Regions from separate parts of the Homo sapiens genome. Here region 1 is linked to region 2. A link is a contact called in ENCODE Hi-C data. All regions are on one chromosome and are shown on one strand. Each heading gives the region's core, a stretch centred on a gene start or an enhancer-like site at or near the end of the contact. The rest is flanking DNA. Distances are from core to core; before and after follow the strand shown.

Region 1 (3,782 bases), core at 941-3,440, 2.9 Mb after region 2:
ATGGAGAAACCCCGTCTCTACTAAAAATACACAATTAGCTGGGCACAGTGGTGCATACCTGTAATCCCAGCTTCTTGGGAGGCTGAGGCAGGAGAATCGCTTGAACCCAGGAGGCAGAGGTTGCAGTGAGCAGAGATCGCGCCATTGTACTCCAGCCTGGGCAACAAGAGCGAGACTCCATCTCAAAAAAAAATTCCAAAGAGTGGAGATGTGTCCCCAAACATTCCTATTTCTTGTGATGACCAATTAGCTCTCTCTCATGTATGCATTAAAAAAAAATACACGCACACACACACACACACACACACTAGACATGGCGTATGTATATAAACTTCTTTAATCTACTTACATATTTTGTTCGTCACTGACTTAACAATATCCACTGTATTATATTTTAAAATGTTAGTCCTAAAATGTCCTCATTTCATCTTCAAGAGCCCCATAATTCTAACATTACAGAATTTCATGGAGTCACATCCACCTTATCTGAGCCCTTCTGCATTTTGATGATTTTGACTACACATTGCATGCCCTTCAGTGTTTCATTTCTTTCCCATTGCAAAGATTGTGTTTAGTCTTTCCGTAATACGAGGAACAGCTTTAAATGTAGCTATAGCTACGGACATGTGGAAAAACTTAGGCCAGAAAACTGTTTAACTTGAAAGGGAAACCCTGAAATGCTGCCATCCCAGTTTTGTACCAGATGGGAATCTGCTGACCAACGGAAATGTAGAGGGGATCTTTTGTGCATACTCTTTGGCAGTGGCTCTTGAACTTTCTTTATTCAGAATCATTTGGGGCATTTGATAAAAGTGCAGATTTCCAAACCCACCCACAAAGATTCTGATGCAGTAAGTCCAGGGGGCGAGGGGATACTCAGCAACGTGTCTTTTCCAAGCACACCCAGGTGATTCTTTGCAGGTGGTCTATGGACCATATTTGGAGAAACACTGAGATACAAGGAGGCTATTTTCAGCCCAATAAAAGATAGGATTTGGGTTATAGTGGTACCCCAAAGATGAGATGACATGCCTTAAGAGGCAGCATTCTCATCATTGAAGAAATAAAAGCAGAGACCAATCTCTTATTGTCATGAGGGGATTCACGAAATTGGATGAGTCATTGGACTAGCTGACCCCTAAGCCACCCTCCAATTCTGTGGGTGGATGATCCTCTGTGCTTGCTTCTTCTCCTAGTCCGTGTATGGCGTGACTGAAGAGTCCCAGGCACAGAGCCCGGTGCATGTACTCAGCCAACCAATCAGGAAAACAACAAAAGAGGACATCCGGAAACAGGTGAATGAATTGACAGCTTGCACTCTCAGGAGGAGACGTGGCCAGTTTAAAAACCCTTTCAAATGTTCAACTCTGAAGATTGAGCAAGCTTTGAGTTCCTGGAAACCACAGTGGAACCCAGCTGTGGGTGATTGAACCTTTTAAGTGCTGTGTGTGAACAAGCCACGGAAGCTTGAGAGAAAGAATTCTCTACCCAGTTCCTCCAGCAGTTACTAGAAAAGGGCGTAAATGAGTCATCCCATGCCTTGGGGTAACTGCTGTAATGGGGTTTCCCACAGTCCGCTGTGGGAGCTGGAGGAAGGAGGGGGCTCATGTCACACAGTCCTTATAATTGGAATGCACCAGCTCAGGATGGTCTACTTTATTGCTGTGATTTGAAAGGAAAGTTTAAGAATAAATAAAGCTCTACTCCCAATGCCATTTCAGCATTACTTGGTTGAATGTTATTTTCTTTCATGATGAGCAGCCCAGGTCAACAGACAATGGCTAATTATATTACTTCCTTCTGATATTTACTGGTAACAAAGCAACCTACTGTTTATATTATGCCTTGCTGGTTCCTAGAGGGCAAAACCCAAAGGAGTAAACTTTGAGGTGCTTGCCCTTGACAAGTTTATTATCTGATGGGTAAGAGGTAATGGATATATGAAAAAAAAAAGCTATTTGGCGGGGCTCGGGGCTCGGTGGCCCACACCTGTAATCCCAGCACTTTGTGAGGCTGAGGCAGGTGGATCATCTGAGGTAAGGAGTTTGAGACCAGGCTGACCAATATGATGAAACCCCATCTCTACTAAAAATAGAAAAAAGTTAGCCGGGCTTGGTGGCGTGTGACTATAATCCCAGCTACTCGGGAGGCTGAGACAGCAGAATCACTTGAATCTGAGAGGTGGAGGTTGCAGTGAGCTGAGATCATGCCGCTGCACTCCAGCCTAGGCAACAGAATGAGACTCTGTCTCAAAAAAAAAAAAGAAAAAAAGAAAAAAAAACCACACAGAAAAAAAGCTATTTGATGATTCCAGTCAAGCATGCCAAGGACATGGGTGTGACGTGCCTGTGAAAGGTGGGCAGAGGAGGGGTCACTGGGGATTGTTCAAAACAGGTATTTATGGGGCACATTTCACCTGTCCATGCTGTTGCTAAGCTACGTAGAAAATACATTGCCTTTAAATTTTGGAAAGCAAGACTTAAATCACACCACAGTATAGGAGGAGATGAGACAAAGGCTAAATTGCAGAATATGAATCTTGTATGATAGGGATGTCCAGAGGCACAAGTAATTTGCTGGAGGGCAGAGCTGAGGGAGTTGGAGATGTCTGGCCAGAGGAGGTATTTGGATCTTGGTGGAAATGCAGGATTTGGGTTTGTGGAGCGAGGGGAAAAAAATAATTTTAGTTTGGTCTTAACATCTGTGTTCTCTATTTTCCCAGATAACATTTTTGAACGCACAGATCGACAGACATTGTTTGAAAATGTCCAAAGTGGCTGAAAGGTATGTTTTCCTTTAATAATATTACTACTTTCTTCTAATTTAACAGGGAAGAAATGTTACAGGGTTATGGTTAACGAATGTGTTCAATGCCAAGAGTTAGACTGTAGTTATTCCTTAGACTGGGGTGCAGAAAAACCCACAGGCTCCATGTGAGTATAACTAAGATAACAGACCTCCCTTGAGTGATGTCAAGAAATGTTCCGTTGCTAAGGCTTTACAGGGGGTGGCCACGGGACCTTGTCAATCAAGGAAGAATGTCCTTTAAAGCTACATAATGCACCTTTGCCTTCAGCCTCTGGATTAATTCAAATGGAAATTGCTCCCCTTTCAGCTATAAAATGCCCAGATTCACTTTATAGGGGAAAAGAAATTATGTGTGTCCTTTGAGGTGCTGGCTGCATAGACAGGAGGGGACTGGATCATCGGGAAGTGTTCCGCCTCCACACGCCATCAACCACTGAACTGCATCGAATCAGCTGTAAAGAAAATATTTGGCCCCTCCAGCCTGGCTTCCACAGCGGTGTGTGTGCTTCATTCTGCACCAGTAGCTAGTTCCACTCCGTTAACTCATGGGAGACTCAATTTTATCAACTAAATGGTCTGTTTTTTTAACTCTTCCGTGAAGATGGGAGACCACATGGGGAATCTATATGGAATAAATCTAACCAGGCAGCTCAGTAGTGAACATTTATTCATCCATATGCTACCGTTAAAGCAATGACCAATTGCTTAAGGAATCAAGAGCTTAAGTTGGGTCTTGGTATTTATTGGATGTCAGATAAACTGAGTCTTTTAAGCCCAGCTCCTACAGGGGGCTGGCTGTGAGAGCCATCTATAAGCCTGTAAGCCTTTCTCTGCTGGCTCCTGGGTTGATTCACATCTTTTTTCTAGATAAATTACAACAAATGGAAGGTATAAAAACTCCAACCCCAAACAAAGAGTCTGATTGAATACCCTACCTTCAGGGGCTAAGGACATCCCTGGACTTGGGCTCACGT
Region 2 (3,869 bases), core at 8-2,507:
GCCACAGGTTGCTGTGGGGCCCAGAAGGGAAGGGTTCTTTTGGGGATGGGTCTGTGTGCATGGGGAGGAGCATCCTGTTTATTTGGTTCAAGCTACTTCACAAGGACATGCCCTGTTAATTCACAGTGCTTTTCCCGAAAGCCTACTAGAACTAGGCCTGGTGAGAGGCCCTGAGAAGGTGTATCCTTTTGTCCAAGAGCATCTGGGAGAAGAGGCCTGCCTGACCCAAGCTGCAGCAAAGACACAAGTCTGTAGGTCCAGATGTGGACTCTACCACTGATTTACAAGTAGGAGTTCCTTAACACTTATGGAGGACCTCTGAGACCGACACGGTGCAAGGCCCTGGGGTACAAAGATAAAAAGCCAGAGTCCTCCCCATCAAGGCGCCACGGGCCCTGTAAACACATAAACCGAGGACACACTGCATGAGAGATCACCAATAAACGATGTAGCCATACAGTGCACAAACTGCTCACTCAGTATGTGCTAGAAAATAGCCCCAGAAGGCAAGGCTCAAGAGGGGAAATACAGTTAGGAATGTGGCAGGCTTCTAGCCCGGGCTCTGCCAGTCCTGGCTCTGAACTGCGGTTTTCTCAACCTTGAGATCCCTTGTGTGCTTTTAGTATGCTGAAGGATCACTCACTTCAGAATGCTAGTGAAAATACAGATTCCCAAGTCCGACCCCACTGAATCACAATGGCTGGAGGTCATTCGGGGCCCCGAATCTGCATTTTCACCCCCACCCACCCCCCGGGCAGCTTTAATGTTGGCAGGCTAGGAACCACAGTTCGGATTACTGCTTAACAGGGAGATAATAACCTGCTTCAGACGAGCTAGGTCAGACGAGCAATTCAAGAGCTAACAAGGCAACATGCGCCAAAAGCCTTGTAAACCTCAGGGCAGTACAATTCTTTGCAAATAATAGTAATTCAATCATGCAAATAATAATAATAGTAAACGAACTGGAGAGCGCACTGGAAACGCCGCATAGTCCAGCTGAGTCGGTGCCACCGCCCCATCCACTCCAGCGCAGAGGGACTGTCTCTTTAAGGACCCCCCACCTCCCCAACCGCGTCGCTTCTCCCTTGGGTACCTGGCCCGGCCGGCGGCGCGTGCGTGCAGGGCCTCCCGGCGGGGCGGTCGCGGCGGCGCGACGCCGGCGCCGTTGCGTGCGCGCCTGGCCCTGCCCCTTTCCCGCCCCTTCCCCGCCCCCTCCCCTCCGCGGGGCCTCCCCCGCCCGCGCGGTACAGCTGGGTCAGTGACGCGGGCGCTGCAGCCGTCGCTACCGCCGCGTTCTATTCTCCGAAGCCGGCGACCGCCCCACCTCCTCCCTCCCTCCCGCCCGCTTCCTCTGCCCACAGCGCCGGCCAGAGCGAGCTAGACAAGGGCACGCGGGGCCTCGCCTAGACCCGAGAAGACTGCGGGCGCGCGCAAGCGGCGGCGTGGAAGCTGTGAGCGCCCCCATCCCGGAGGTCTCCGCCGGCTCCCGGGTGAGTTGTCACCGCGGCCCGGGGGCGGCGGGGCCGGCATTGTGCCATCGACGCGCTCGGCCGGCTGTCAGGGGCGCGGGACCAGCGCGCACCGCCCAGGAGTGACGCTGGCCGGAGCCCGGGCCGGCTTCGGCGGCTCCCCGCGCTTCTCTGCGCCGGCCCGCTGTCACCCGGCCGCGAGCCGCGCCGCTGGGAGCCCCGCGCTGGCGTGGCGCGGCCAGCCGGCCAGCAGTGGGGGCTGCGCGGCCGGGGGGACCGGCGGCTGGTTTGCGGCCGGGAACTTGGTGACCCGCGGTCCGGGGCGCGCCGTCCCGCGTCGCTGCCCGGGCAGCACCGGAAGAGCCAGACGCCGTGCCGATGGGTGCAGAGGAGGTAGGCAGAGGCCCTCTGTGCCACTGTCATTACTGCCCTCAGCCCAGCAAAGCTGCGGGGCTTGCGCTGGGGCAGGGCTGGCTTAGAGAAGGTGGATTTCCTGAGGAAATCTCAGAGCCCGCCTGTGCGCACCGCGGCATTCGGGAGCCCCCGCGCCTCGGCTGCTCTTTAATCTCAAAAACTTCTCTTATTAACCAGGCTAAACTCCCCGAAACCAGCTATTTTCTTTCAAAAAGTAGGCACGTACATACAGACTTTCCTTTTTTCGCTTGGTTTTGAGACCCCAGCTATGAGTGTGGATCTGACTCTCCCTCATGGGAGTCGTGGCTGGGGAGCTGCTGAAGTGGAGAAAAGTTACCCTGGACGAATTTAGGAGCAGGAGGGGGAGGTGGTTATGGGGACAGCAAGACCCAGGAGCAAAGAGGCGTCAAAATAAAGTCTTGGGCTGGTTAAAGGGAAGTTGGCGTCTGGGCAAGGAGGCCTAAAGCTGTTGTTCCCACAGAATTTTCTTTCAGTGGCAGGCGACATGCTGGGCTTTGTTGCTCTCGCTAACTGGGCTCCTGTGTGCTCTTCCAGAGGTGCAGTAAGATTACTCAGTTCAATTAGGCCTAGGGATTTACTCCCTTTTTTGATCTACAGAGATGGGAAGTATGTCTTTCCTTCACAGTAGTTAATTCATTTCTTGCTGTTTTCGTTCCTCTGGTGTAAAAACATACATAGGAGTTACGCACACACACCTTTTCTGTTTTGGGAATTCCACACCCAAACTGTCACCATCTAGTGGAGGCTAGTAGAGACATGTGCTTGGCACTGACTTCTGAGTTCTCTGGGTTTTGTGTTTTTAGCTAGAAGCATATTCAACCAGAAATTAAAATTTTCCTGGAGTTGGGGGAGGTATGTCTACATCTCAGGAAAGAAGGTATTTAAGCAGCAATAATATGGAAAGGTTCTTGAGGACTTACTGAGTACCAACCTTTGTGCTAAGGGCTTTACTTTTTTGAACTCATTTAATAACAGACTTTTGATGTAGATATTATTATCCCCATTCTTCTAGTTGAGACCCAAACCAAACAAGTTAAATAACTCGCCCATGTCACATAGGTATCTCATGGTGGAGCCCACAGTCTGAACTACTAGATTATACTGCTAGTTTCTGGTTTGTTTACCTTTTGATAAAATTGAACCTGGAGTCTTTCTAAAACCTTCTGAAAGCACTGCTGCTTCAGGCTGTTTCTCAGATCATGAGCATTCTAAACTCTTTCTCCTGGGTACACACTTACGGTATGTTTGCATAAGATTCATTTGTTCATTCTTTCATTCAGTACTCCCAAGTAGTTATGTGATACCGAATGTATGCCAGGCACTGTGCTAGGTATTGCAGGTACTGCATTGAATAAGTCAGAATCCAGCTCTCATGGACTCACAGCCTTTAAGTCCATTTGTTTTGGTTTATGTTGTTAGCTTTCATTGCTGGCCATTTGCTGCTGAAGGAACTTCTGCCCAGCGAGTTAAACAGAGGACAGTATTGGTATGAGTCCTGATAGATAGGACTTCCTGTCTGCAGAGTAATTTTTTGGATACTGTAGTAGAAATGGCATATGAAACAAATCCTCACTTACACCTAGATAGAGACAGGTGCCAGGGTGCTCAGTGTTTAAACCCTGAGAGCAAACCCACTGTCAAATGGGCAAGTTTGACTTCTTTCGCTGAAGCCTGCCTTCTGAAAGCCCAGAATTTGGTGAGATAGAAGAGAAAGAAGGGTAGAATGAGGTGTTACAGATACAGGCTGGCAGATAAAGAGACCTCAGCACTTTGTCTGTTTTCCTGGTCAGTCTCTGAGGTGTGGTGATTGAACTTGTGTTCTTTTTTATTTTTTATTTTTTTTGAGATGGAGTCTCGCTCTGTCACCCGGGCTGGAGTGCAGTGGCACGATCTCGGCTCACTGCAACCTTCACCTCCCAGGTTCAAACGATTCTCTGCCTCAGCCTCCTGAGCAGCTGGGACTAC

What was found. Hi-C counts contacts between places; a loop is a spot of excess contacts on that map. Pooled maps may share reads with other maps.
Region 1: a loop to region 2 is called in a map with no recorded cell type, with 23 times the contacts of the local background. The contact joins the enhancer-like site here to the promoter of SUSD6 in region 2. A Hi-C loop is called at or near these places in 3 of 37 single-sample maps with no recorded cell type and 7 of 50 pooled maps.

Annotation. Positions count from the first base shown.
Region 1 is chr14:72,475,546-72,479,327 of GRCh38, forward strand. It overlaps RGS6 (regulator of G protein signaling 6), which reads left to right. Exons shown (of 18, transcript NM_001204424.2): 11 at 1,197-1,295; 12 at 2,723-2,784. Among named protein-coding and RNA genes, the nearest start is that of MIR7843, 39 kb to the right of the region's middle. RefSeq lists an enhancer at 1,253-1,462. Within about 2 kb of position 2,191, at least 2 of the 41 ENCODE cell types and tissues checked have a DNase peak (open chromatin) inside an H3K27ac peak, as active enhancers do.
Region 2 is chr14:69,610,339-69,614,207 of GRCh38, forward strand. It overlaps SUSD6 (sushi domain containing 6), which reads left to right and starts at 1,258. Exons shown (of 6, transcript NM_014734.4): 1 at 1,258-1,490. RefSeq lists a silencer at 1,007-1,776.